Linked DNA regions of Mus musculus: region 1 is linked to region 2. A link is a loop called in an ENCODE intact Hi-C map of the cell type or tissue named here. Cell type or tissue: left cerebral cortex. All regions are shown on one strand. Links, peaks and the distances in the headings refer to the core of each region. The heading gives the core; the rest is flanking DNA.

Region 1 (15,406 bases), core at 4,366-12,365, 66 kb after region 2:
TAGTATATTTATGTAGTATATGATGGACAGCATATTTAACTGTCCCTCGAAGCACCAGTCTAGTGCCACCAATTTCCTCAGAACGCCCCTTTTCTGGATTTCTATAGAGAACAAATTTGCTGGGCTTTCCTGTTTATATCATTGCTTCCTTTTCTCTCATAGCCTTTCTTCTTCTTGTATCAGGTGGGTAATCACCCACAAAATCGTTCCGACCTGCTAAATTAGAGCCTCCCCTAAAAAGGAGTTCTCCCGGACTCTGAGCACGTTCCTTTGCTCATTAACAGATGTCGCAGCCCCAGGCTGCATTTCTCTGGGGTAGACAGAGGAAGGCCAAGAAACTCATGGACATCTTCTGTTAGAAGTCAGTAAGCTGCCATTTGTTCCTCCCGGGGCCCTGGGCAGTTGCTCATCCTTTCTTCTGACAATCGAAAACGTTTTCAAGACCCCATGACAGCATCGAGTGGCTCTCCTAACAGGTGTTCCTCCGAATAACCAGACAACAGGTGTGAGCCTGGAACGGCCTGCCAAAAGCCAGGGTATCTGGAATAGAAAGCATAGCTCATTTTTGAAAATGATTACTATAATTAAGCTCTATAGTAATGCAAATGATGACCACACACACACACACACACACACACACACCATAATCACCCAAATCCCCTGGCCACTTGGTTAAGGAAGTGATTGAGAACAAATTAGGCAGCATTACAGTATACTTTCAAATGTTAAAAGTTCTTACTGCTTTGGGGGAGACCTTTAAACAACTATTCATCATCACTGAAGAACATTTCCCATAAGGACCCTACCCAGGGTTTGCCCTCGATGGTGTAGAGCAGGAGAGGTGAGACAATGGATACCAATGAGAGCACCACAGTATGTTCGTTCACTCAGGAGTGACTGCTGCCACACCAAGTCTTCCTGTGCATTCTCTGGTCACCTCAGGAACTGCTTCATTCATAAGCAATACGAATTTTGATCCTTGAGGGGCATGCCTTGTCTGCTCCTTACTTCTTTTCTTCAGAATTGTGCAGGAACCTCTAAGACAGGGCAACCATAATGATTTACAAAAGGTAACATGGCCGCCTGTCCCCCCCATTTCCCCTCCTCCCTCCCTCTTCCTGCTCTTTGTGAAACAGGATTTTTGCCATGTTGCCCAGGCCAGCCTCCAACTCCTGGGTTCCACGTGATCCACCTCCTCACTGAACAGAGGAACTGCAGGCAAGCCTTGCTGACTACTGTGCCCAGAACTCCTTCTTTTTCTCCCCCTCCCCATCCCTCTTCCTCTCCCTTCCTCATACCCCCTCCCCTTCTCTCTTTCCATTTCCCCTCTGTCCCTCTCTGTCCCCCCTCCCCCCTCTCCCTGGTCTCTCATCCAGGAGCTAGGCTACGAAGGCTGGAAATCCTTCATTGCTCTAACCCAGGCAGCTACAGGGATGGAAAACAAATGTATCAGACCCAGGCACAAATTATAGCAACATGATTTTCTGGTTGTGTATCTATGGTCATAATAATCAAACTGATTCACATAAGTTAGAGCTGTGTTCTACTTTAGATTTCTTGGTTTGCAAGTGAGAGGAATGGGGGTATTGGGTAGAATTCAATTCCAGCTAGTATATACTATGGGTTATCAATAATTCCCACATCACTTGAATAAACAGTCTGGATGTTTAAATTAGCTGTTACCTAATTAGGAAAGAGTGGCTTGAAGAAACCAGAAGGACTGTCCAAGTAAGCCTTGTAAAAGCTGCAACAGAAGGATATTTTTCTCCCTCCTTTCCTTTCCTTTCCTTTCCTTTCCTTTCCTTTCCTTTCCTTTCCTTTCCTTTCCTTTCCTTTCCTTTCCTTTCTTCTTTCTTTCCTTTCTTCTTTCCTTCCTTCCTTCCTTCCTTCCTTCCTTCCTTCCTTCCTTTCTTTCTTTCTTCCTTCCTTCCTTTCTTTCTTTCTTTCTTTCTTTCTTTCTTCCTCTCTCTCTCTCTCTCTCTTTCTTTCTTTCTTTCTTTCTTTCTTTCTTTCTTTCTTTCTTTCTTTTTTTCTGGTATGTAGCATCTTTTGGCTAAGCTAAAAATCACCATTTCAGCTTCTAAAAGAAAGTATGGAACAACTCTTTCTTGAGTGAGTTTTGCCTAAACCAGGTATGAGGTGCACACCTTTAATCCCAGCACTCGAGAGACAGTGTCAGGTAGATCTCTGTAAGTGAGTTCATGGTCAGCCTGGTCTACATAGCGAGTTCTAGGTCAGCTAGGGTTACTTAGCAAGACCCTGTTTCAATAAAGAAACAAATAAATAGTATGTATTCATTTTTTCCTTGGAAGAACAAAAACTACCATCACACCAAACTTAAACAAATATCCACATGTGCTATTGTTGACAGCATCTTTCAAATTTTGTATACAGTCTCCAGATGGCTGCACAGCTATGTCTTCCTCCTTCCCGATCACTTGAGTGCACACACGTAGTTTGAGAAGGAGTCTTCAGAGTCCTTTCCTGAATGAAGCCTTTGGGTTGGCTGGTGAATAGACAACATTGTGAGTTTGGCACTCTCCAATCAGCTTAGGGCCTCTCACTGCTGTTCGCATCCCACCTTTTCCATTTGACATGTCCCAGGTGACAATTCAACATTTCTCTTTTTTCCTATCCCTTCCCCCATCTTCCTTAATGCTTTCCTATTTGCCATGACTTGCCTTTCTGAATACAGATAAACTATTCAGAGGGTTAGATGGACCTATCTAAAGAGCAAACCTGATTGTCTTCCTTCTTCTTCACAGATGGAAAAAGCCTGTGATCTCTCACCCAGTGTCCCATGGTAACCTGCTGAGACCCGGGACGCGGAACTTACCCCATGGGCACATAATATGTTCTTTGACGTGATTAGAAATAGATAGGATAGTGCCGTGCCTGTAACAACAATCTGTCACATACTGCTATTGTGTATGGATCTTGTACAGGGCTGCAGACGGCTCTGTATTGAAGGAGGGAGGGCTTGAGTAAACCGAGTTATGACTTTTAGCATAATAAATAAATAATCCTCCAGACATCTCATCTTCTACTGCTGACCATCTAATACTTTTAGTCATTTCCCCACTGTTGGATCTTGTGCTCTGAGATCATTTGACAGTGTTTGGGGGGAAATCGGTGCATGAATTTATGCATAAGCTCAAACACGAACAGTCGCTAGGTTAGTTCAAAAGCCTGGGAACTGAGATATACTGAGAAAGATATAGCTGGCTTCATTGAGTTCATTCAGCTTACAGAGGTCTCTTTACATCTGATGCCACAAATGCCAAAGAGGGCAGGGACCAATTCCAACCATCACCCCCCTTTGTAGAGAGATCAATGGACTCTGAAGACAAGGGAAGAGATCTAATCCTCTTCTGCTCTCCTTGGCTTTCTTCTTCCACCGAAGGCCCTTCCTACCTTTCTCAACCTGTTCAGCCTGATCCTGTAGCCATAGGCAATTTGACTGCTGTGCTGGCTGCCAACTTGGTTGGTGGGAAGCCAGGCCTGGAGGTGATTGATGGTCATGGTAACAGCATGGTCTGAGGGCCCTACAGGTCAGCTCCTAACTCTTCCCACAAGACAACCTTGTTGCTTTTTGTCTTCAGCTGTTTTAACAAGACCATTCGAGACTGGATAGCTTAGAAAACACGTAACTGAGCTACACAGTCCCAGAGTCTGTGAAGTTTGAGATCAAGGTACCTTATGGCTAGGCTCTTACTTTCTTACATGGTGGCAGGGGCGGGGAGGGAACCAGGTCTTTTCTTATCCCTTTTTATAAGAACACTGATTCAGGAGGAATTCATCCCCAGAGCCATTTACTCCTCAGAGTTCCACTACCAAGTACCACTATTTAGAGTTTCAGTGTGAACTTTGAGACAATATACACATGAAGTCCACAGCAAACTTCTTGAAACTTCATATGCCATCCCTGAAAACCTGGCTAACGCAACATGGTGTGTATTGTTATGTGGACATAGCCTCTTAGTAAGGAAGAGAGACAGAAATGGTGGGAGCCACATAATCCTTTAAAAGCAGAGTTAAGACAGCTTTTGTAGGCAAAAAAAGATTCTGACTGTCTCCTCATATCAAGAAGAGGCCTTACCTTCCAGTTTTATGAGTCACGGACCCTCAGACATACAAACCTCACCAAGGACTTGCATCGCCAGGAGCAGAGATTTGGCTCAAGTGGAGCTTTGGGGCAGAAGTCTAGGCAAGGTCCTGGCACTGGAGTCTACTTCCAGGTAGGAGAGCCTGTAGGATGGCTTGCACTGCCCTGGGTGATGCACCCTTAGTCATTACCTGCATCTTTGCCCACATCCTGGTCCTTGCATGATGCACACTTAGGAGGGATGCCTCAGCAAAGCTAGGCCTTGACTTACAACTAGTTCAAGGTCATTAACAGTGAACCTGTTCCTTAGGTAAAAGGAAGCCTTCACCTGAACCTCTATCTTCTTAGGCTTGTAAGGTCTATACTGTGTCTTCCTTACAGATGGGGTTTCTGGGGCTAGAAACTAGATCAATGATGTAGCTGATATTCTTCTCAAATAGGAGCAGATTGGAAGGGTCCAGATTCTATGGTCAAGGAAAAGGGAGTCTGAGGTGTTGGGGCTTCCAATTTTGAGGTTTAAATCAGTAAAGTGAGCATGTGAGACTGAGGAAACAGGACAGAAGAAGGCCACCATGATGGGATGGGGCCGAACAGACGGCACACCCCTATCCTGGAGCCTAGGTCATTGATGGAGTCAATCAGCTGCCAGAGCGTTTTATTGCTCTGTTAGGCAGCAATGAGTACTTGCACAGGCTCTTCTAGAACTACTAGCTTTACAATGCAGACAGCTAAGAACATAGTTTTTTTTTTTTTTTTTTTTTTTTTTTTTTTTTTTTTTCCTCCAGGTCTAGCCTCTCAGCTCTGAGAGACTGGGAAGTGAGGAATGAATGACACCATGGTGCAAGCTATGGGCACAGGCTTTTAGGAACTGTGTCCAGGTTTCAGTGGCTCATAAATAGCAACTGGGGGACTAACACCAGCAGGGGACTTAGGGTGAATGCCTTTTAGAAAGCCACCCATGAGAATGGAGAGAATGTGGTATAGAGTCACACTCATTTTGGGAGCAGCCAAGACGTTAAAAGGAGAGATTGTTGCCTCCAACAGAGAGTTTCCTCTGAGCCCAGCTCTGGCTGAGACCAGCTAGTCATGTGTGAGAGAGGATGTGAACACTGCAGGTATGCACAGCACTGGTGTGTGCAGCATTAGCTAAGCTGCAGAGGAAAGCTGGCTGGCTTGGTCACCCAGCTCACTGGCAGGTGACAGGCATGCTGTTATTGTCTCAGTTCCTTTGGCTCAGTTTTTGCAGCCCCCACCCCTTAAATAAACACAATCCCAGTTTAACAGTCTTTCATAAACATTAAATCAATGACAATTTCTCTATTTGCTTAGATGCAGCAATGGGGCAGGGTTTTAGACGCACATGTACACACTTCTGCCTTCTGAGAAGAGAGCTAAGTTGCTTTGCCAAATTTAATCACTTTCTCCAAAGCAGCTGGGGTTTGTCTCTTTTTAGTGAGCCCCACCCGAACTCTCGAATGCCAGAAAAAGTTCATCTGGCCAGGCCCTGAACTGAGACAGACTAAAGGCAGAGTAGGTGGTAGGTAGCCTTCCTAGGTCACCCTGAGATAAGGAATTGACCTTCAACTTGGTTCTTACTAGAGATGAGAGTAACACAGAGATACTGCCTCAGCTGAAATGGAGCTCAAAGAGTAAAAAGTCAAGAGGCTGAGTTTCAATTTTAGAAAACTCCCAGAGTCCTCTGCTTTCCCCCACCCTGCAGCAGGGGGATGATCAGATGCCTAAGGAAGAAGGTACTCCAGCTGTCCTTCCATAGACTCCATAGGATGGGAGCTGGTGACCCAAGTTAGTCTTAGGCAGTGGATTGAGTGACACTCGAGAGTCTTACTGATGTTATCCAGAGACACCAAAAGTGGCCTAAACCATGTAAGACTAAGGGTTTCCTCTTCAGAAGGCACACACAGTAGATCAGCATGCTAATTTTTAAAAAGACTTATTTGTTATATGTAAGTACACTGTAACTGTAGCTGTCTTCAGACACCCCAGAAGAGGGCATCAGATCTCATTGCGGATGGTTGTGAGCCACCAGGTGGTTGCTGGGATTTGAACTCAGGAGAGCAGTCAGTGCTCTTAAACGCTGAGCCATCTCGCCAGCCCCGGAAGTGACTCTTCAAATGGACCCTTTGGAAGGAAACTGGTGTTGTTCTCAAAGTTCAGTGCTGTCCTGTGAGAGATTTGTGCTGTGGTGCACACCAGGGGCACCGAGCCTCAGGTCACAATCTTTTGTGTTGGATATTCCTTTTACTCCCTTTGGCGATTTCCTGTGTTGATCAGGTGACTGGCTATCAGCTGCCTTGTCCCCAATCCACGGAAGATTTGCAATTCTGAAAACAAATCTACATCTGTTTTATAGGTTTTCACTATGAAGATAGGAAGCCTGAAGCAGATACTCAGTAATTAATAAAGTCATGTCTTAACATCTCGCATGATTGATGCGAGTTGACCCCATTGGGCGGCTTCATTGACTTTTCATTTTAAGTGACCAATGAGTGATATATCATAGTGTAGTTTAAAGTTTCAAATATGTTTTCAGACAGAAATATTCCAAGAATGCAAGTCAGGTATATTTCTCAGATAAATAACAGCCCCAGCATTACGTACGGGGAAATTCTTCCTTCTCAGGTTTCCCTAGGTTGAGATTCAGGGGCCTGTCATTAATCATTCATTAGGGTCGGTCCTCCAGTCAATGGAAGTTGAAGAGAGCTGTTGGCTAACTCCTCCAGGCAACGGATCATGGGGTCAGAGAGGACAACTGGGCAGTCCTGGTGTTCAGACTCAATTCATCCTTGCCTGGAGTTCAAGTGTGTCTGGTGTGTGTGTGTGTGTGTGTGTGTGTGTGTGTGTGTGTGTATGTTCGAGGGCGTTCACCTGTTCCAACACAGACATGGGTTTTCCTGAAGAAAAAGCTGGACACGTCGTGCATCCACAGAGTTTCTTAGAGGGCAGCCTGAGACCTGGCATAACAATTCAGGGTGGCTCTCTAGTGGAGAAATAAACGCACACCTTAGTTCTTTAATAAATCAATAACAGCGAGAAACCAGTCTTCTCTCCCACCCTGGGCCACCCCAAAACCTTCCCAAGTTCTGCTGCCAATCAGTTTTTGGTTCCCTTCGGAAAGTGGTTCCCAGGCTCCAGATGGCAGGGGCCAGCAACCTGGAATGCGGGTGCTGGGTAAAGAGTGAGTTGGCTGGGACACATGTGACCACAGAGGACGGGAACCCATGCCCACGTTGCCGTCCGTCCGTGCCCCTTGCGTGGAGAGCAGCGCGCGCGGAGCCGATTCCGGAGCCGCTGGCTCGGGCAGGGGGTGGGGTGACTGGGTGGCTCTTGACAACCGCTGGGTTGCATGACCCGTGCACGGTCGCAGCCAGCGTCCCGGGGGCAGCTTCTGAGGGCGAGACACCTCCTCCCACTCCCGGGATCGCATCTCCCTCCTCCTTCACACCCCCGCCCCCGGGACCGCGGCGCTCCCTCCCCGTACCGGCCGTGAGTACACAAAGCGGCGGGTGAGGGGAAGCTTCGCAGGCGTGCACGGAGCAGTGAGATCACTGGCGTTATAAATATCCCGGTGCCAGCGCCGAGATCCGCTCGGGTGGCCTCTCTCTCTCCCCCTCTCCCTCTCCCTTCCCCGAGGCTATGTCCACCCTGTGCGGCGAGGGAGGCAGCGCCAGAGGCACGCAGCCGCGCGGGGGCTACGGAGCCCGGAGCCAGCCCTGCAAGATGCACTTAGGACCCCCGCGGCCGGAAGAATGAGCCTGTCCTTGCTCTTCCTCATCTTCTGCAGCCACCTGATCCACAGCGCTTGGGCTCACGGGGAGAAGCGTCTCACTCCCGAAGGGCAACCCGCGCCTCCTAGGAACCCGGGAGACTCCAGCGGCAGCCGGGGCAGAAGTAGCGCGACGTTTTCTTCGTCTTCTGCCTCCTCACCAGTCGCAGCTTCTCCGGGCAGCCAAGGAAGCGGCTCGGAACATAGCAGTTTCCAGTGGAGCCCTTCGGGGCGCCGGACCGGCAGCCTGTACTGCAGAGTGGGCATCGGTTTCCATCTGCAGATCTACCCGGATGGCAAAGTCAATGGCTCCCACGAAGCCAGTGTGTTAAGTAAGTTGCTCACTCTCCAACAAAACCTGTTCTGGGAGGGACGGTCAAGATTCCTTTGGGCCACAGGCACCTCTAGGAGCCCTAGCGTCTGGGACTCTGCTGGTTCTGGAAAGAGTCCGGTAGGGTTTCGTGGAGATGCGTCTACTCAGAGCGAGCAGACGCACCCTTCTGTCTTGGGTAGTAAGCATGGGTAAGCCCAGGTGAGGTTACCGAGGTGAGACAGGCAGCTCTTTTCCAGAATGCCCGGGCCGAAAAGACTAGCCACCCACTCTAGCTGGAGAAGAAAAAAAAATAATAATAATAATGAAAGAAGTAACAATCTTTCTCCTGGTACAATTTCTTTCTACTTATGAACTAGAACCGCATTTTTCTTTAAGCGTTAAGTATATCTCTATTCCCTGTACATAATTTACGTTTATGAAAAGAACCCATCTGAGTACTTCCATTCTCCAACTACAAATATCCTATATATCCCATATTATGTTTGTTTATTAATATCTCTATGTAACTCCGAATGCTTAGGTATCTTTCACACGAATACATACATATGTAGATACATACATGCGTACATAAGCGCGCGCGCACACCAACTACACAGGTCTACGTAGAATTTACGTGTACATGCGTTTTGGAAGGGCAAAGTTCTGCTTGCAAGAAAGCAACATGATCTGGAAAACCGGACAGACAGTATTATGACTAAGTCCGGTGCTGAGTTTAACAACATTTAGTAGGCTGAGACCCTGACAATGTTAACCTTTGGTTTCCAGGGACAGATGGAGTAAAGTTCTTAATTTTAAAAGAATTACAGATGAGGTTGGAAATGGTTGTAAATTGAGCATAACTTAAAAAAAAAAAACATCAACCACCCAACCTGAAATTTTTCTGAGTTCTCTCTTTCTCCTTTCCTCTTCGCTTCCACCCCCACCCGCGTTTTCTCCATTCCATCTGCTTTTCTGGACCACCACGTTAATCACTCGCACTCCCCTCGCTGCTCTAAGCTGCTGAGGTGAGCGGAGGTTTGGAGCTGTGTGCATGCATGGGACTGTAGTTGTCTCTGTAATCCTGCAAGCAGTTTTCTCACTAGGTTCAGGTCGGGTTTCCAGCAGGGCTCAGTCCTCCAGATAAAAGCCACAGCAGGGACCGCTCAGACTCCCATGGAGAGCGGAAATGGGGCCAGGAGATAGTGCTGCGCAGTCACCTGGCTCCTCTTGTCTTCCTGGTGGCTCTCGGGTGCACTTCACTAGACCAGCGTCCCCAGAAACTAGAACACTTTTGTTTACTCAGCTCCAAGAACCACGGGCTTTATTTGTTGGGCTGACAGTCGGCTGGGGCCTGTGGGGAGGGTTTGGAAATTCAAGCACAGGTGGGATGGCTGGCCGACCAGTCTCTTTCATTGAGTTAAGAGGATCAGGCTAGTGAGATCCGGTGGTAGCTTCCCGACAGGTGCTGTTCCAAGCCTGCCTGCCGGCTGCTTGCTTTGTCTTTGGAGAGCAACACTTCAGTCGGCTGAGGTGCAGAAGGAGAAGCAATGCACAACAGAGGGCCCTGGTCTCCCATCCCATTGAGTCTCAGGGCTTCCAATATAGTCCACATTGGACCCCTTCTCTTGACGTTCGAAAGAAACTTTGGTCTTTGTGTATGAAGGGAATAGTCCGTTCTGATAAGGGTGGATTTTCTGATGCTCCTCGGAGATGTTACTTCTGTTTCAATATTTCTGCTCATTCTCCTCATTTTGCAGGGTTCAGTTCTACCACAAGACAGCCTTTAGTCTTGACCTCAACAATTTTCTTAGCTCTTGTAGAAAAACTTTCTCTACTTTGTTGCTGTGAATGAGCACCAAGTATATATAACCCTTGCTTGCTCAGGAGAGACCCCAATAGCAGGTAGCTAGCAGTAGGTTGGGATCTCCTGTGCCTGGGGTAGCTTTGGAGTGCTAGGGAGCTCTGGTAGCAGAACATTAAAAAAGCCCATTGAAGCTAAATGTGGCTGCAGTACAGGCCTTGCTAGAAGGGGTTTTTTCAGAAACATAAATGAAGAAACTCGAGAGCAGATCAACAGATCATTTATCTAACGAAGAAACTAGCCAGCTACATATTATATCCAGGGGCTAATTTTAATTTAAAATCCTCATTGAAATTATTTAAAATCCTCATTGAAAGGTGGGCACAAACCAGAGGAGATGTATCCTAGACAGGGACTTATAAAACTTTGTAAGTAGCTTTTTCCTAACTCCCAACCTTGCAATTTTAAACAGCCATTCAGAGTTTAATTTGTATCTTTCAAAAGACTGGCATGTATGCATGCATTCATTCGTTCATTCATTCATGTACCCAATGTAGGATGTCTGCCTCAGAATGCGTGTTTTGGTTACTTATGTGCCATGTTTTCTTTTCCTTTTTTTACATTTTCTCTGGCTTTGCCTTCCACAGACAGGTTTTTCTCAAAGAAAAGCATAACTTAAGTCTCATAGTCACAGTCCTTTCGGTTATCAGTACTTCCCAACACAGCTCTCTATGAATTGATTTTATGTGCAGTGGAAAGGCATGGGATTTGGAAACTTAAAATGGCTCTTTACACTTAGGTAGCCATGGAAGAAAAAGCAGCATCTACTTGCAACTGATTACTACAGTGCAATATATATATATATATATATATATATATATATATATATATATACCTTAGACTATGTATTGCTTAGACTATATGTGGAAACGTGTTTTTCTCTCACAAGAAAGACTGAAATGCATTGGGGGAAATAACCCTCAGTATGAAGGTGTTTTTGTTTTGTTTTGTTTTTATGCCTCAATGAGCCTTTTTTTTTAGATAAAATGTCGATTTTTACTTGATAATAAATATATTTGCCAATCATGAAGATTTGTTTAGTTTTACTATCAAAACCATGCTCTAGCCACAGATACTGAAACGTCCCTTTCGGTACTTCAACTAGTCAGGCCCTGGTTTGCCTCACTCAATAGTGGGTACCATGCTTTACAGACAGAATATGGTATCTGGCATCTTGCATATGAACCCTTGTAGGAAGGAAATGCTGGGGAAAGATGAAGAATGGACACAACCAGGGGCTATGAGCTCTAACCCTGAAGAGAAATGAACAGCTGCTTTCCCTTACAAGCTGTCAAGTCTAGCTTCCATACAGTGCTTTACTTGGCTTACCTGGGGCCATTAAAACTATGGAATGAGATAGCAGTTCAGAGGGAAAGCTTTAGGTGACAGCTATTCAGAGCAGTCACACAAAATATGAACCTTTCATTCATTCACATTTTGACTAAGAGAGTCCTGAATGTTACACTTTGTTCTGAAAATCTGATTTGACTATCCATTTCAGGATCATATGCTCATCAGACATCACCCCAGGCTGGATAAGCCAGAATTTAATGTGCAGAGAAATTCCAGGGGGAGATTTCATCAATAATTTAATCAGCAAAAGACAGAGCTAAATTGGATCATTCAAGACTGAGATGTGATAACTTGGCAGAGGAGCATGTCGGTTACCATGGATGAGAGTAGAAAGACTTCAGTGTCGCCATGTTTTTCTTTTGGGAAATTTCAGATGCTTTATTGAAAGCTTCTGAACACACGTGATATCTATGTTCTCTTAGCTTTTATTCTCCTAGTCTGTAATAATGTGTCCCCCATCATCAATAGCATCTTCTGATATTAAGAGAGCTAAAGAACAGGAAAGAAAACTATGTATGCTTTTTTTCTTACTGAGGGAAACTTATTGTAATCATCCTTTGAAGTAGGCAGATTAAGGACCAATGGTAGAGACACCAAGAAACTTTGTCTCTTTCAACCTTGACATTTTACTAAGAAAGGCTTCTTCCTTCCATCTCTGTCTCTCCTCTCTTCTCCTAATCATAGACACCTTGGGAAAGATGACACACCATCTTTAGTACCTGCATATGAGTATATCCTGAGTTCTCCACACCCATCCCCAAACAGGAGAGAGACACAATAAATAGTAAGAGCAACTCAAAACTCATGACCCTGCAAGGGGGTTGTCCCCAAGACAGTGCAACATCAAAGATAGTCACTGGTCCCTACAGGCGTCTACTTGGGTGTCCCCAAGACAGCACAGCATTGCAGTCAGTCACTGGCAGGTCTGTGAGACAATCACTTTCCATAATTATGCTTAAGGACACTGTCTTAGCATCCACAGGGTGAATAACAAATTATTACCTTAAGTTTATCATCTCCAACTCCTAAAAATTAGAGGACAAATAATACTGACTTCATAAAGTCAGCTTTAGCGAAATGCACTTTGGGGTGTATTAATTCACGATTTGACACACATGGGTTTACAGTATTTCCTAGAATTCTTGAATGAGTTACTGAGATGTGTGCTCTCTTGGAGAGAGAAAGATGGAAAGCCCATTGTGAGTCATGCAGGATTGTGCTGGTATTCTAGAAAACCAGACTGTGTGAAATCATTGATATTAGTTTAGAAATTATGATTTTAACAATGACTCCAATATTAGGTAAAAATTACATTAAGATTTAAAAGATTAATTACAAAGTTGCCTATGTGAAAAACAATTCTTATGCACACACATATGCATATACATGCTCACTTACATACATGCATGCATACACACACACACACACACACACACACACACACACACATATATATATATATATATATACTTATTAAGCTTTTAGGAACACTAAATCTTAAAATTACATAGTCTTTCCATTATAGGGCAATATGTGATTTTTATCATACAGACAATGCAATGTGTAATAACATAACACTTTTATAGGCATTACTTCATCATCTCCCCATATTTAAAATTAATTGCAATGAGAATGTATATAATCAACACACATAGAATAAAATATGCAGTGTATTGAGATACAAGTTAATTGAGCCAAAATGAGTTCTTAAAGGAAGGTCTTATGGTCGGAAAACAGTCGTTTAGTTAAACAAGGACCTATTTTTTTTTAAACCAAGTCAATATTTATAAAGCCATTTAATTTCAACATCTCAAAAGGTAGGCTGAAAATATAAGAATTTGATCTTTGCTGCTGAATATTTTCATTAATGTAGGACCAATCTACATTTATAAAAATGAACACTTCCGTAAGGAGAACAGAAAACTCTGTTCATTGTCTTCCTAAAAATTAAGATACAGAAAAAAATTGAATTTAAAAAGGATCAGAAAAAATGTTTGTTGGTCTACATTAGTATATGAGTGAATGCACCCTTAGCAATCTAGAGGCATGAGTACCCTGAAGACAACCATGAAGAGCTCATGGTCCAACCCTATTGTCTTCTTATGTCAATCATTTCACACAGACGAGTTCTCGCCGTGGCCCTTCCATACTTCTGATCACATATGTGGTGTTTACATGTTCACCCCGAATCAGCTAAATATTTGAACTCTTTACTGAAGCTTTCAATATTATTCCCAAATTCTGATTCAAATATAGCTTTTTGTAAGAAGCGATGGCCATATTTTAATAATAATATATCCTACTATGTCTTTTTATAAAGCTAAAGCTCACGTGTGGAGTATATTTTAAATTTTAGAATGTTAAATACACCATGTAATTATACCTATTATACTCTATATAAACTGATGTATGTAAGTTTACAAAGTATTCTGTGTGCTTTGCCAGTATCTGGTAAAGTGACGATGCTTCTAAGTTCTTGCATGTGTATCTCAATCAAACAATTTTTATATTAGGCTCTACCTAAATAAAAATTAGAAATATTTGAATGGAAATGATATGTGGAACAGTAGTGTCTGTTAACACTAGTGTCTGTTAACACTAGTGTCTGTTAACATAAGCAAAAGCAGCTCTGGGTAAGGTGGGTTTGGTTTGGTTTGGTTTTGTTGTTTTGGTTTTTTATGTTCTGTTTCTTTTCATTCTCCTGAAAAGACACAACAGTAAAGTGGGGCCTGCAATGGTTTTCTTATTCTGGGCTAAGACTGTCCAAAACAACAGTAACAAAACAGTTCCCCAGGTGTTCCCTTTTCTCTGTGAAGCTTCTGAGTGTTTAAAGGCGGAGCTGAGTGAGCACTCGGTAATATTTGTGAGAACTGCAGATGTTCAGCTTGCGCTATGCAATAATAATTCTTCAACAAACTGATTCACCTGTATGCACTCATCGCCCTCGTGGGCAAATTAACTATTGTGCACAAGTCCTGTAGGGGAGAATGCTACTTCAAGGACACCTGAGGAAAATGTCACCTCCACAGAGGTATTTCCACAATACCCTAAGCAGGGTACATGCTTGAAACAATTGTGTCCAAGTGTTGAGATCTGCTCTCTCCTCCTCTGAGTTTTCTTTGTTTTGTTTTCCTCTGTTCTAATGAACTATATTGCTCTATTTCAGCTCTAATGAAATACACTGTTTCTATATTTTAACAGTATCATGTGTATAACTAACAAGAATATTCTCCCCACTCATATTTATATATAAAGTCTTTTGTGACTTTATATACTAGGCAGGCTTTCTAGCTATGTGCAAAGCACACATTGAACCTTTTAAAAACCCTCGAGGAATTGCAGTTAACAGTTTCTTGACTCAGCACATGTGGGTCTTGAAATGATTGCAGGAAATAAAGGGACTAAGGCTTGACACACAGACTGTGCATCACACAGTCACAACATCGTAGATCATCACACTTTTCTAGGAAATGATTTAAAGCGCAATACGTCTCAAAACATAATTCATTAAACAATTCACATAAGTAGTGTAACTTATATTTTCAGTATCTTAGGTATGGTTTTTATGGTTTTAAAAGATTGTTTTATGTAAGAAATTATAACTTTCCAGGCTTTTGAATTTTTTATACTTGTGGAATAGTAACAAATTAGAATTACCGAAAAAAATATTTTAAAAGCCTCTCTCAATACCTTCAGGGCTTGAGAAGGATCTATTGTCAAATTTACTAAAAACAACCTGCTATGTGCAAATACAGAATTACTGAGGAAGCAGGGTAAAGTTCCTGAATCTTGAAATAAGTCATTCCGAGTGTACACGCATTGTTAGCCATTCTTTAACACGTTGGAGGTCACAAAAGGTCATTATATGTTCTTTTATTTAATCTCAGTAGTAAGGACTGAGAACAGTTGACGTAGTAGACATTGAATTCTTCACAGTTCTGTGTAGAAGAGTCTGTGTTTTATTTTGGGATTTTTTTGTCATCCTAGGTA
Region 2 (15,406 bases), core at 3,019-11,018:
GTAGGCAACTGGGAAGAGAAAGAGGGTTTATACTGAAAGGGAGCTGAGAGAACCTGTATTCTGCAACGTATTTGACTTGCAATTGGAAATCAGAAGGGGACAGGACGAGTGCAGAAACAGAAAGTAGTATCATAAACTTTCTATGTTGTGGCTATTTTTCTTATTCCCACTGTCTGGAAAATATACTTGCCATTTGGGGCATATGGGAGAACGAATAGGAAAGGGGCTAGCCAAAGTTACAGGCATTGCATTTTCTTACATTTGTATGGCAATTGGCTAGTGGATGTTGATTTAAACAAAATACACATCGCCTATATTTTTCTTTAATGAGAAGCTAGCTGAACAAGAAAAGAGTAAGATCGGTTTTCCCCACGGCCACTTAAGGTATATAAATACAGAGACAATCACTGTCACTGGTGAAACTGCTAGGGAAAAACCAACTTAGAGGAATTGTTAGATTTCCCCAAGAAAAATGGCATGGCTAACTAAGACCTAGTTTAAATAATTTAAATGATTGCTTTCTTTAAGTGCTAAGTATTACAGGGGGTGTCCAGTGGCTGAGGAAGGAAACGATCCCTGTAAGACGGCTTAATAGAGAGCCCGCCACTGGGGCATTACTTCTAAATTGCTGCGGATTAAACAGCTGGAGGGCCCACTCAGGACCATTCAAGCAGGGCTGACCCCTTCTAGCCCAAACAGGGTGGTATCAAGGGAAGTGAGAATTCACCAGTCATTACACACAGAATTTCAGACAGGGGACACTTCAAGCCTGCCCTATACCTGCTCGCTTCATGGGCCACAGGCGACTCAATCCACCCTCTTGTATAACAAGGTAACTGGGATTCAACCTCATCCATAAATAAGCATGTCGAGAAAAAATAATTACCTCTGCTTGCTGCTTTTAATTAAAGCCTCAGAGGGACAGTGCTGGATTATGGTAATGAGCAGACATGCGTCCCTTCTTGTAGGCTGCAAAGAAAGGTTAGCTGACATAGAATTAGTGGCCCTGACACTCCACTTGAAATCCATTCGCCATGCTCCGTGGTCCCCGCCTGCTAGCTAAGGCTGCTCCCCTTGTTAGAAGAAAAGAAGAAATCACAATGAGACACTGGGCTTAGTACATAGGACAGGACTGTCCCCCAAAGATTAAAAGTGCGGGTTTTTTTTTTGGGGGGGGAGTTATGCAGTCAGAAATTTTGCATATGCTGGTTTTAAAGCAAACAAACCTACAAAAGCCCTACCTTCGCCCCAATGCCCCACTCTATAAATCCCGAGGTAGCATAGACACAGCCTGCTCCAGTCTTCACCGGCTCTCTATTTTCTTTTTCTCAAGCAGGAAGTGTGCTCCCATGCTTCCTGTTCCAGTTATTTAAAAGGAAGGAATAATACTTCGAAGTTGGCATCTTTAAAGCATGACAGATTGATCGGCTTTATTTTTAAAGTAGGAGCTATGTAAAAAAGCCGGCAAGTGCAAAGAAAATATGTCTGGTAGCGGAAACGCTCTGCCGAGGTTCGTAGCAGAAAAGGCAATAACAACTCTCTTCTCGTCCTGGGTATCTGTCTCCAGTGATGGAGGATTCAGGCATCCAGAGAGGCATCTGGGATGGAGATGCCAAGGCTGTCCAACAGTGTCTGACAGACATTTTTACCAGTGTATATACAACCTGCGACATCCCAGAGAACGCCATATTCGGTCCCTGTGTACTGAGCCATACTTCCCTGTATGACAGCATAGCCTTCGTAGCCCTCAAGTCCACGGACAAGAGAACAGTACCTTACATCTTCCGGGTGAGTCTCAGCAAGTGTGATGGAGGTGTCTGAGGGTAATTTCCTGTTGGGAGTGAGGAAGGAGACATCCTAAGGACAATGTAATCATCTGAGCAGTCAGAGCAGAGCGAACACAACAAAAATTAGAAAAGAAAAACTAGATTCAAATCATCAAGTGATTTTACTGAGAAAAAGAAAAAGACAATGCCAAGGTTGCCTGAATCGGTACTCTAGTTCTGGGTTCCCTAGATTAGGGCTTCCTAAATTGCTAAGGAGACCTTGTTAGTACTGGGGCTATTTACATATTAAGTAGTCCTTGAGAGAACTTTTACAAGTATTGAGTATATTTATTTTGTAACCTGGGAGGTCTCCCCATCGCCTGATTATTGCTTTCTTTAGTTAACATTAGCTAGTGTTCAGAGTTTGTATTTAAATTAAAACGTTAATTGTTTTGGCAGCAAAGCATCTATAATCCACGTTTGTGTTTGTAACAGGCCTCTTTCTTCCTAGTAGTTCTTTTTTTATTAATTATTTTATTTATTTACATGCTAAATGTTACTCCCAGTTTCCCCACCCCAGAGTTCCTAGTCTTTCATCATGAAGTAAAGCTGTTAGTCCTTCATGTCAGTTAGGAAGATGGGCGTGAGTGCCATAGAATAATTACTAAGACCCGAACTTGCCTTTTACTTCTGAAACACGGGAAATTTCCTCTCCTTTTGTCATGTGAGGTAACTGAAAGGGAGATTCTAAAGAGGCTACTCTGTAAGACTGACCCAATATTGCAAAGGATGGCCACTGTGCCCATTGACCACAAATGCAGGGATGCAGTTCGACTTTGGTCAACTTTTGCAAACTTGGTTTCAGATAATTGTTTGGAAAGAACAAAAGCCAGACAGATGAAATATCTCTGGTTTCTCTGGTTGCCGTCTTTCACGTGGATCCCTCTCTTCTTGTCTTTCTTAAATACTGTAGGTAGACACTTCGGCGGCAAATGGTTCCTCAGAAGGTCTCATGTGGCTGCGGCTGGTCCAATCAGCCCGAGATAAGGAAGAACAGAATCTCGAAGCTTATATAAAAAATGGACAGCTGTTCTACCGCTCTCTCCGCAGGATTGCCAAAGATGAAGAGTTACTAGTTTGGTACGGGAAAGAACTGACTGAATTGCTCTTGCTCTGCCCGTCTAGAGCTCACAAAATGAACGGTAGGTTGGCTCGGGTGCCTGGGCTCACCTTGCACATCATAGGGTGGACGAAGCTTCTGAGGTGTTGTCCCGAATGGAACTAGGACAGAAGGGGAAGGAAAAGTTGGGGAGCGTTTGACTTAGTAAATGCACAAATCAAGAAAGTAAGTTGCACCAAATAGGATAGTGTATTCATTTTTTTGGGCACTCAGCCCAGAAAGATAAAGTGGATTTGTTATGGGGAGGATGGCTAAGTGGCCTAGGGGCGATGCTAACTAACCATGTGGGGTGTGTGTGTGTGTGTGTGTGTGTGTGTGTGTGTGTGTGTGTGTGTGTGTGTTTGCTCACTAAGCAGGGTCGTCTCCTTACACATGCCTGGAATGCAGCCAACGTTTCCAGTTTGAGTTCCCCTATGTGGCACATCTGCGATTCCGCTGCCCCAAGAGACTTCACAGCACTGATGCGAATCCCCAAGACGAGCAAGGGGGCGGCTTGGGCACTAAGGACCACGGCGGCGGCGGCGGTGGTAAAGAGCAACAGCAGCAGCAACAGCAGCAGCAACAGGAGGCGCCGTTGATCCCGGGCCCCAAGTTCTGCAAAGCCGGCCCCATACACCACTACCCCGCGTCATCCCCGGAGGCGAGCAACCCGCCGGGCTCCGCGGGTGCCGGCAGCGCCAAGCCGTCCACGGACTTCCACAACTTGGCTCGGGAACTGGAAAACTCCCGGGGAAGCAGCAGTTGCGTAGCGGCCCCGGGCGTCGGCAGTGGCGGCAGCGGCCACCAGGAGGCGGAGCTGAGTCCCGACGGCGTCGCCACCGGCGGCTGCAAAGGCAAGAGGCGGTTCCCAGAGGAGGCGGCGGCGGAGGGCGGCGGCGCGGGGCTGGCGGGCGGCCGTGCGCGCTTCTCCGAGAGGCCGCTGGCGACCTCCAAGGAGGAGTTGGTGTGCACGCCGCAGCAGTACCGCGCCGCCGGCAGCTACTTCGGCCTGGAGGAGAACGGCCGGCTCTTCGCGCCGCCCAGCCCGGAGACTGGCGAGGCGAAGCGCAGCGCCTTCGTGGAGGTGAAGAAGGCGGGCCGCGCGGTGGGCTTGCAGGAGGAGGCGGCGGCGACAGACGGCGCAGGGGGCACGGCCGAGGACCCCGACGCGGGAGGCGGTGTCGCCGGCGGCGGCAGCAACGGCTCGTCCACCCCCGCGGCGGGGTCGCCTGGGGCCCCCGAGAAGTTGCTGGCTCCGCGTCCCGGAGGCTCTCTGCCCGGACGGCTGGAGGGCGGGAGCCCCGCGCGCGGCAGCGCCTTCACCTCGGTGTCGCAGCTGGGCGGCGGTGGCGGCGCGGGGACCGCGGGGACTGCGGGGGGCTCGGGGGGCGGCCAAACGGCCGCATCGGACGAGCGGAAGAGCGCCTTCTCGCAGCCCGCGCGCTCCTTCTCGCAGCTGTCCCCGTTGGTCCTCGGCCAGAAGCTGGGCGCTCTCGAGCCGTGTCACCCGGGAGACGGCGTGGGTCCCACCAGACTCTACCCGGCCGCCGCCGATCCGCTGGCTGTGAAGCTGCAGGGGGCAGCGGACCTGAACGGAGCCTGCGGGCCCCTGGCGAGCGGCGGTGGCGGTGGCTTGCCCAAGCAGAGCCCCTTCCTCTACGCCACCGCCTTCTGGCCCAAGAGCTCGGCTGCGGCGGCAGCGGCGGCGGCGGCCGCCGCCGGGCCCCTGCAGCTGCAACTGCCCTCCGCGCTCACCCTGCTGCCGCCCTCCTTCACTTCGCTGTGTCTGCCCGCGCAGAACTGGTGCGCCAAATGCAACGCCTCCTTCCGCATGACCTCCGACCTGGTGTACCATATGCGGTCTCACCACAAAAAGGAGTATGCCATGGAGCCCCTGGTGAAGCGGCGGCGGGAGGAGAAACTCAAGTGCCCCATTTGCAACGAGTCCTTCAGGGAGCGTCACCACCTGTCCCGGCACATGACCTCGCATAATTAATTGTTGCGTAAAAGACTCCGGCTTTCCACGCGTGTGCACGCACAGTCAAGCCACCTGCAGGAGCAGACACGCGAGGATGACATCCACCACTACCTTATGCCCCCAAACACTGCAACCAAACACGTGCACACACAGGTCCCTCCCCTCGCCAGGAGCCTCATCATCCAAATGTTTAATTTCACACACACACACACACACACACACACACACACACACACACACGCACGCACGAACGCACACACGGACGCACGCACACGATGCACAGGATGGTGGATTTTGGATTGGGTGGGTTGTTTGAGCGGGGTTTTCTTTTGAATGCACGAATTTTCACTTTCCCAAAAACAAAAGTACATTTTTAAAAAAATGTCATATATTGCAACATATTGATGCATTTGTCATACGTTTCTACTTAAATTATTAAGCACTTATGGTTTAGATGTAATAATTATATGTAAGGACAAAGTTTATTTTAGATATAAAGTAATGGAGGAAGAGGAGATGCGTTCTGCATTTCCTGATGACAGCTGTGTTCTTACAAAAATAAACAAAATGGATAAAAAGGGGGGCGCCATTCGGTTTAAGTTTCCAGGGGGAAGTGCATGTATCATGAAATGATTATGGACTTCAGTGAAGAATGTCATCAATGATGTAAATATGTATTCCCTTTTAATACAAAGTGTAATTTTGTGCCAGTGACATGGAGTCTGAATAGTTATGTGTTTCTTCTATCCCTAAGAGATTTATTAAACGGTATAGTTTATCCAGGTATGTTGGATGCTTTGACAATAAATAACTATTTTCCTCAAAGCAAATATTTGGAAAGTTTACAAAAAATATTTTTAGGTCAGTATAATACTTTGGATAGTTGATGCCTTTTCGTTGACTCCTTGAAAAGAAGCAAGGAGACCACAGCTTCCTCTGCAGGTATTAACTACAAGCCAGTTTTGAGCCTAAGGGTGTTGATTGTCACTTGAAGATTCTCTATCTGAAAGGTGTTGGGTTTAAGGATCAAGGACAAATCACTTAGGTGCAGTAATTGCCATACAGGTTCCCTGTCAGAACTTTGTAGGTGTCTCTTCCAGAAGGAAAAGAATTACTCTCCACATAAGTGACCAATCTGCATTTTTTAAGCCCACTTTAGGATCTAGTAGTGATACTTCCCCCAAGGGATGTCCTACATTCTAGAACTTCAAGCTTCCTATCATCCATTAAGGACACATAGAGAATCTATCAAGTAATACAATTTGAAAGACCGAGGTTTGCTGATGGTATATCAAAGGCCTCCGTGTCCACACATGTCTATCTGGGAGTGATCCTGAGACAAAGATACCGAGGAACCAACTGGTTCTTTATGAAAAGTCGCTGTCATCTTGGCTTCTGACTTCAGTTCTTAGAGAACATCATGTTTGTGTCTGGTGTACACTGAAGCCTCTACACTAAAAACCAAATGACCAATGAGCCTTCTTTGCAGCAACCTCACCCCCACCAACACACACACACACACACACACACACACACACACACACACACACACACCTCTCTCTCTCTCTCTCTCCTTCCCTCCCCTCCCCCCTCCCCCCATTGAACCCTTAACTACACCTCCCTTTTTGTTGATTTCCCCCTTCCATGTGAAGGATGCTTGTGGAGAGATCTCTAGTGGGAACTTCACACATGTCTTCATCTCAAGGCTTTTCAAAAACTTTCCCTAAAGGATTTTGAAGCCTTCATTGTTTTAAGGCCACCAGACAGCAAGTTGCATTTAGAACAGGGACCCTGTTGTAGGGGTGATAAATGTATTCAGGGAATATGGCCACTTTGGTGGAAAAGCTGTTTGTCTACCTTGGAGTCATTCGAATACTATTTTGGCACTATAATCCTTTGAGGCCTGCTTTCAGTTTCCCCACATAGTCTGATGACTTTACACTCAACCTGCTCCAAGTGTAAGTAAGGAAAGGATGGTCCAAAACGTACTGGTTTTGCCTCTGCTAATGTTAGCTGGTGTTGTCATTGGTCACATCATTTGGTGTACCTGTGGATTGCTTATGTCTTCTAGAAAACCAGGGAAGCACATTCCAGTGTCTTCAAATTACGTCTAGCACAGAAGAGAGTTTTTGTTTCTTTTGTTTTTCCCAGTGAAACAAATAATTGGACCTAACGAGAGATTTCTCAAAAACGCCCAAGATGAGTTGTGAGGAAAACTGAGCAGCAGGAACATGGGACGATACTTAGGTGTGAAGAGAAAATAGTCCTTTGGTGTTGCCTACACCACAGTGTCCGACGGATTGAACTCTATGCTTGGGATGCTGCTGTAGTATTACTGGAACAGAAATTTATTAAAAATGAGCAAGCACAGGCCATCTTGGGAATTACCTTTAAGGAAAAAAAAATACTTGAATTTGCTTTCCTATTCTATCCGATCCTTCTGAAACTTCAACTTTCACTTAAACAGCTTCATTATCAGTGGGAATTCAGACAGAAATGAATTGTCTGGGAAAAGTTCAGCGAATACTGCTCCTGGAAAGGGGTTTCCGAAGGGCACGCGCAGAAAAGCTAGTTCCTTCACTATTCTCTTTGGTTTGGCTATTATCTTACACTTGCCTTCAAGCAGAAGGTCTCCCAATGGATGAATTATCTCCTAGGCGATCCAGGTAGGCAAATACGTTAGTTAGTTCCGGGGTTGGCTATGCAGATCGTTCTGTGCACAAACCCTTTTGGCGGGAGTAGTAGGGGAAGGATGCCCAAAACTAACTTACCATTAGCCAAGGCAAACTTTGTTTTCCTTTAAGGGGGCACTGTCAGATGCACAGCGATCCTTTCCCAGAAGAGAGCTTCTAGAATTCCAAATCTCCCCTTGCTGAGGTCATTGGCTGAAGCGGTGTTAATGCCTGCACGCAGCTGCGGAGGAAACCAGGTCACGGGGCTCCGCGGCAAGCTGGCTCCACAAATTTCATGCCAGGTGTCCCAAGCTTCCAGGCCACGCAGGTGGCCTGAGCTTTGAGTGTCCTGCCGGAAAAGCAGGTCACAAAGTCAGCCAGTTGCGTCCCAGCATTTGTTTTATCCCAGTCGCTGGAATCATGCCCGGGAAGTGATCTGGCATCTGGGGTCTCCTTCTCTAAACATTTGCGCATGGAGGAGCCCATATGTTACAGGGTGTCTTTATGGGGTGCAGCATTCACCCACGGGCCTGCAGAACAGGGAAGGGGCAGGAAGGGACGCACGTGTATCCGCTGGAATGTACAGCACTGGAGAGTTAAGTCCGAAACGAAATCTTATCTGGGAAAGTTACCAAGTCCTAGCAGCCTTGAGCTGGCATCCCGAGTACTCCCCGAGCCTGGAGTGTGGCAGTCTCAGTAGGGCAGGAACTAGTTGCAAACACAGGCTGTGCTCTGCTACCCAAATTGAGTGATGGGTCCTGCGTAGGATCTCTGAACTGTGGCTTCCTATCCCCTGCTAAACTTATCCCTGATAGCTTCAGTCATTTAGGCGATTTTGCCAGTGAACGTTACCTCTAATGGGAAATTGTTGAACAAACAAGGACCAGAAAAGTCCAGAAAGGGACGAAGTGCCCTTTCCCCCTCCTCCTGGGCGAATTTGAGAACTGAAGTCCCTGAGCAACCTCACCTGGGGGCGGGCGGGGGGAGGGGAGGTCCAGTTCTTCCTCCCATTCTGTTTCTCAGATGGAGAATGGTTCTCCCGCCAGCCCAAGGTATGCTGTAAGTTTCAAGGCTGGAGCAGCGGCCCCAGGGATCTGGCAGAGCCCTAAGCCCAGCCCCAGCGGGAAGGTCAGCACCCAGGGTAGGGGTGTGGGGAGGGTAGATTTCCCTTCTTTCTTCCTGGGTGACTCAAGCTCAGGTTCTGGAATCAATAGAGCTGATTCTATAGTATCTCCTGCTCTCTCTCTCTCTCTCTCTCTCTCTCTCTCTCTCTCTCTCTCTCTCTCTCTCTCTCGTTCTCATCCCCTTACTCTGATGACCTTTCTGTCTCTTGGTCTCCTAAGCTTCTGTAGAGGTTTTTCCTTCCCAGTTTTATAAGGAAAATCTCCTTGGAAGCTCTGCCCTTCAGGCAACTGGCATTAGTAGTTCCATATGAAGATTAGACTGCAAATTCCTGGGATTGGAAGAGATGGACTGTCCAAAACACACACATCACACACACACTTCCTCTTCCAAGTTGTATATATACAGGAATGTAGGTTTGCACACATGCCCATCTATATATAAACATGTGCATTTAGTATATACAAACTGCATAGACATTTTAACACATGTTTGAGCACATAACAGGTAGGAAGTATTTTACATACTCTTTCTATATTGGCTTAGTTTAATCCTCACAACCTACCCAAGTGGATGAAAACTAAGGAGCCCATTCCCTCATGGCTCAGCATGGTTAGTGTGGCTGTCAATCTGGAACAGAGAGGTGGGTATTTAGTTGGGTAGAATATAAATAATAGTGGTCAGAAGTCAGTAGATCTGCTCCAAAGTTTGTGGCCTAGCTGTTTATGTTTCTTTTCTAGAATGTGAGTAATACCGTCTGTGAACTGACCTATAAATGATGAATACACTGTAGCTGTCTTCAGACACACCAGAAGAGGGCATCAAATTCCATTATAGATGGGTGTGAGCCACCATGTGGTTGCTGGAAATTGAACTCAGGACCTCTGGAAGAACAGTCAGTGCTCTTAACTGCTGAGCCATCTCTCTAGCCCCTCCAGGATAGATTTTTTTTTTTTTTTTTGGTTTTTCGAGACAGGGTTTCTCTGTGCAGCCCTGGCTGTCCTGGAACTCACTCTGTAGTCCAGGCTGGCCTCGAACTCAGAAATCCGCCTGCCTCTGCCTCCCAAGTGCTGGGATTAAAGGCATGCGCCACCACGCCCGGCCAGGATAGATTTTTATTCTCTCCTTATTTATTGTCCTGAGTACCTCTATGAGGAGTCTTTCGTGGCCTTTTAACTTTCTCTAATGGTCTTGGATTATTTTTAACCATAGGTGAAAACCATCACTAGTTGACTTTGGAGGTACACATGTAACCATTTGTAAGACTTCTCTTACAAATGTCTTAACTGAAGCTTAGGAGAGAGCCACTGGGGTTGAGGAGGGAATGTGTGACAAATCAAGCCAAGTTCAGGTTCATTTATTTGCATATCGTTTTAGCTGCCTTAGCTACAAGGAGACTAAAGTCAGGTCTTATAAATGATAAGCCACCATGATTATAAAGACAGAAAGGATCATAAAGAGAATCCAAACTGTACTTTATCCTGTCACAGACAGAGTGATCAGAACCTAGAGAAGTAGATGGTTTCTCTTCCTGGTTGGTATATGACACAGAGCACCTTACTTGGGAAGGCCTGCTGTGGTCAGTATTTGAGCCAGTGTGTACCTCCCCCCCCCCCCCATCATGAGGCCTCCTGAGCTGATGTGTCTGTTAATATCATGCAAAGGAACCCCTGGCTTTGGCTTCAGCTTTTCAGTATTTAAAGGTGTGCTGTGAGCTACAGGACTCTGTATTTATCATAATTACCTTTAAAAATGGAGAGTTGAAAACACCTATCATAGCCCCCTTTTCTGTGTGTTCTTTGGGGGAACAGATACTTAATTGAGATAGTTAAGATTTTTAGGTTTTGGGTTTTTTTTTTTGTAAAATAAGAGACATAGGCATACAAAGTTTGTAAATAATAATAATAACTTAAAGTAACTGTCAGTTCTTTATCTCTCCACTTCTCTCCAAAATGCTCAGTCACCAGCTCTAAATGTCATCCCTGTGCCCATTTCCCAGGTTTCAGAAGAGGAATGCACACATCACTTCTGTCCTTGGGGGAGGGGGAATGGTGGGGTGCTCAGTGTGGATTGTTTCCAGGGTTAAAATCTGGGCTATTGCCCCAGAGCTACACCTTTTCTCTGAGGTCATCTCTGGGCAGCTGTGCCAGTATTACAAAATTGGAAATTGCTTGTGCAACTCAAGTAATCTTTTCTGTTTTTTTTTTTTTTTTTTCCGCTAGTGAAGTTTTAAATTATTACTATTTTGCAAAAGCACTTGATGACTTCTTTTCTCTCAAATAAAGTAAATTAAGATCTGATTTCCTCTCTGGCAAGATATCCCCCCTGGATCTTTAAGAAAGACAAAATGTGGTCAAACAGCGACACCCAGCCTGGAAATCCAGGGAAGTCACAGAAGGAAAAGTCTTAGTTTGCTTCTCCTCCTGGCTCCAAAGTGGGTCGCAGAAAGAACATAAGGGGAGTATGACTCCAGAGCCGGCCCAGGAAGATTAAAGGTAGCATTCCATTCCAGGAGGGCAATTAATGTTTCCACTCAGTGCTCTCAAGGAGAGTGCAAGTTAACTGCTGGCTTTAGAAAGGAGACCAGGCCGGGATAAATACTGAGTGTGTGAAAGCTGATCTCCAGGGATGTTTAATCTGCTAACTGAATTCCATCTCCGACCCCCCCCCCCATCTTCCATTGCTCTCACATCAAGTCCTTCCTCCTCCTTTTTTCTCCCTCAAGCAAAGTGGGAGCATCTAAACCCCCCCACCAGTGCTGTTAATAGCCAAGATAAAAGTTTCAACTTATATTAGACTTTTTAAAAAATGGCCTTTCTTCCCCCCCCCCATATAATTTCTAATTTTGGAACATCTACATAAAAAAAGAAAGCATTGGTGGGTGGAGGGACCTCTCCACCCAGGGTGATAATGTTTCCACATCAGAGGTATTTGATTTTGAGGTTCTGGCTTATTAAGCCTCGAAACATGCCTAAACCTAAAACCAGCAGAGACATTTAGAAAAGGTAACTTTTTTTTTTTTTTTTTTTTTTGGTTTTTCGAGACAGGGTTTCTCTGTGTAGCCCTGGCTGTCCTGGAACTCACTCTGTAGACCAGACTGGCCTCGAACTCAGAAATTCGTCTGTCTCTGCCTCCCAAGTGCTGGGATTAAAGGCGTGCATCACCACGCTCAGCTGAAAAGGTAACTTTCAAAACTGGAATCCCATACCTAGGAAAGAACAGCATGATAAAACAAGTCACATCAGGTTATATGACTGCCGTCAGCTCACTTTTGAGCTTTTCAAATCCTTTAAATATTCAAAATGCATTGACTTTTAACAACTGAAATGTAGAGGGGTGGGGTTTCCTGCATCTACACAAACACACCAGCTTCTCTCCCCGGAGATCAAGGGAAGGGTTCCTTTCGCACACATTTGAAAAGAACCCTCTTGTTTTATTACTATTATTATGGCTGGTGTGTTGATACAGAATCTTCATGCCTAACCTGGGCTGCCTGGGAACTCAAAACTCTTGCTTCATCCTCACAGTTGCTGAGCTGACAGGCATGGGACACTCTACTAGGTGGGAGGGGAAATCTAAAGCTCAATGGTGTATTGTTTCTGAGTGCCTGTCACCTTACCTTTTTGTAGAAGTCTCCTCAAGGATGCAGGATTTTCTAGTCAACTAGAAAATCAAGTAAAGGTGCAGCTATGACATCACAGTCCCATGGACACCATACAGTGACAACTGAAAATAAAGGCTATCTCCACGAGATTCACAATCTTAATAATTCTCATCTTCATTATTATTATGTCCATTCATTTATAGTGGGGGGCACGTGTGCGCTGTGTGTGTCTATGTCAGAGTTCTTTCCCTCCATCATGTGGGTACTGAGGATAAAACTCGGGGCAGCAGGCTTGGTTGTAAGCACCTTTACTCCTTGAGCCATTTTACCAACCCAAGAATATTCATTTTGAACAGTAATAGACATTAGCAGCTACTTGAACAAAGGAACAAAACCAGAATCCAAAGGACTTTGTAGATGCCCTATAGGAAGAGATTACTTCGAAGTCACTGTAGGCAAGACCAGAGACCCCATGGGGCTCTCAGGGGAGCCAGAGCCATTTAATTTTCAACAGTTGACAGGAATCTTAGCGAGTAGTTGTATCTGTCCTTAGCTAAAATTGCAGAAGAGGTTAAAAACAGCCTTACTGCTGTTAGAAATGCCAGAGCTGCCTCTGTGGGAAACGGCGTTGTCCCCGAGACACAATGCGCACTGCTTTCTATTGTTGTAAGTACACACTTCTAATTCTTCAGCACTGTTCTACCTGCATTTCAGATGGCCACAGTTGGCTCTTTCCTTTCCACTAAAGACCAAGGTGATTCTGTAAATAAAACTTATGAGAATGGGACTGAAGAGATGGCTCAGGTGTTAAGAGAACAGGGTGTTCTTTCAGAGCGCCTGGGTTTAATTCCCAGCACCTGCAAGGCTGCCCACAGCCATCTGTAACTCCAGTTCCAGGGGATCTGACTCCCTCTTCTGGATATCTTTTGCTGCCTTTGTGGGCACCAAGCATGTATTAGTACTGCACATACATAGAAGCAGGCAAAATAACTACAAAAATAAAAGAAAATACTTAAAAAGTATTTTTAGAGTGTGAGGATGTGAGAAAGCCCCTGGTAAAAGTATTTAAAAACAAAAAAACAAACAAGCAAACAAAAAACTTATGTATACAATGTTTTGCCTGCACATATGCATGCAGGCCAGAAGAGGGCACCAGATCTCATCATAGATGGTTATAAGCCACCATGTGGTTACTGGGAATTGAACTCAGGACCTCTAGAAGAGCAGAGAATGCTTTTAACCTCTGAGCCACTTCTCCAGCCTGAGAGTACTTATAAATTAAACAGAAGCAGTTGTTTAATGTTCATGTGTCAGCACCCGAGCAGTTGTTCCCATTTCACTCTATAGACACTGACACATGGGGGCTCTCAGAAATTGCTTCACAGCTGTTTTGTATGTGTGCCCTTTCAGGATCTGGCACAAAGTTCCCAGGAACTCTCTTGAGCCCAGGTTTTTTGAAAAGCTAATGGCAGAAACGTTGAGAATCACTTGAGCTATCAGTTTGTCCTTAGGTCTAGCCCACCAGCCACCCATGACCCTGTCTCTGTCAGCAATAACCTTCATACGTGCTACCACTTTCTGACAGGGGCATGGGTCTAAGTCTTTGTGCTTCTGCCGCTGGTGCCAAGGCAGCGGGTCTCTACTTCGTACCTGCTATTGCACTAAGGATTACTGTATTCTCTTGCCATATAGGGCTCGGGGCAGTGTCTCAGGTGGCAGAGTAGAAGGTCTTAGCAATACCAAGTAGAACGCAGTGCAGATACAAGCACCCACCAGACTGGATGCTGTCTGTGGCCCTTGAGCTCACTGAGTTCCTGGAACTTATCCTTTGTATAAACATGGCTGGGAAAATTCTGCCTTTCTAGGCCTCTAGACGTGTCAGGATACCCTAATAAAAGGGACGGTACACTGACAGCGGCCATAAGTATAAAATCATCTCAAAGTTCCTATAGTTTTCCATAAACACTCAGAATTCTCATAAAAAAGAAAAAGAAAATCATCCCGTGTGTCAGAAGATCAAACATTGAATTCCATTTTGGCTGTGCCATTTCCTTGCTGTGAGACCTTGAGTGAAGCAAGGTCTCTAAGCTCCTGGATTGTCACCTATAAAATAAGAAGGATGAGGTCATAGCTTCCTAGACTTTAGACACTATTTGCAAGTTTCGTAACTGGGCTGTGTTATGCTCCTGGAAATTCAGAATAAGAATGGGAGTGGCTAGAGACTGTTGGGATTCATATTTTAACGAAGCTTCGGGATAATTCTCTAATCGCTTTTTGGAAATCTAGACCGATAGCTCTCCATTGCGGTCTCCTATTGAAAGCCTTTGAAAAATTTAAAAATTACTTATGACCAGTTCCATTTCAAATTAATTTCTAAGACTTTTTAGTGTCTGGGGTTGAGTCCTGTGTTCTAGTGGGCAGAAAAGCTCTGTGGGTTAGATCACATCTAAGAGGTTCTCTTAGGTTGGTTCTTAATTCTCATTTAATTACAACATTCCCCCTGCCCTTTCCTCCTTGCAAACACTGTCATATACGCCTGCCTCCTCATTCCCCTGCATCCCCCCTCAAAACCATGCCCCCCTTTTTTTGCTAATTTTATTGCCCGCACACATGCGTACACATATAGATTCCTAACTATGACCTGTTGAGCGCATACAAAGTTATTTATGCACATGTTTTAAGCGCTAACCACGTGGCACTGGATAACCAATCTCTGTGCTCTTCCCTGGAGAGGCCTTCCTTGTTCTCATCTCCAGCTTTACTCAGTTGCCAGTAGTTCTTTGAGGTTGAGGACCCGTGGGTCCCCGCCCTTCCTATGCCTCTCCAGGCTGTTTTGCTTGTTCATTGCTGCTCTGCCCCTTCAGCTTCTGTTGGGTGGTCCTCTTGGTGAGACTTTACGAGTGTAGCTTCTGATGCTACCAGAAGACCCTGTCTCACAGAAAACACCCTGCTCCTCTGGCTCTTACAATCTCTCTGCCCACCCACCCTTCCCCCCACCCCCACCCCCCTTTTCACAGGGTTCCCTGAGCACTTAGTGTGGGGGTGTGTTATAGACATATTAGGACTGAGAGCCACGGCTCTGCCATTTCACTGGCTGTGGCTCTG

What was found. A loop is a pair of places that touch in the nucleus more often than their neighbours do. Peaks named below come from ENCODE experiments on the same cell type or tissue, not always from the same donor. Only the 100,000 strongest peaks of a DNase experiment are listed, where the experiment ranks them.
Region 1: a loop joins it to region 2, with 6 times the contacts of the local background. A loop is called at or near these places in 5 of 42 quality-filtered maps.

The regions. Positions count from the first base shown.
Region 1 is chr5:98,246,540-98,261,945 of GRCm38, forward strand. Fgf5 (fibroblast growth factor 5) reads left to right here and starts at 7,645. Exons shown (of 3, transcript NM_010203.5): 1 at 7,645-8,221; 2 at 15,404-15,406. The coding sequence starts at 7,873. In left cerebral cortex, for the core only: a CTCF peak has its summit at 6,096 (motif pointing right); DNase peaks (open chromatin) are centred at 7,684, 7,986, 8,119, 8,823 and 2 more places; H3K4me3 peaks cover 2,771 bases; H3K27ac peaks cover 1,118 bases.
Region 2 is chr5:98,181,722-98,197,127 of GRCm38, forward strand. Prdm8 (PR domain containing 8) reads left to right here. Exons shown (of 4, transcript NM_029947.2): 2 at 1,568-1,788; 3 at 2,740-2,968; 4 at 3,303-5,727. The coding sequence starts at 1,570. The coding sequence ends at 4,921. A730035I17Rik (RIKEN cDNA A730035I17 gene) reads right to left here and starts at 4,263. Exons shown (of 3, transcript NR_153823.1): 1 at 3,323-4,263; 2 at 2,997-3,047; 3 at 1,397-1,831. In left cerebral cortex, for the core only: CTCF peaks have their summits at 3,727 (motif pointing right) and 9,503 (motif pointing right); DNase peaks (open chromatin) are centred at 3,429, 3,705, 4,412, 4,831 and 4 more places; H3K4me3 peaks cover 2,270 bases; H3K27ac peaks cover 1,523 bases.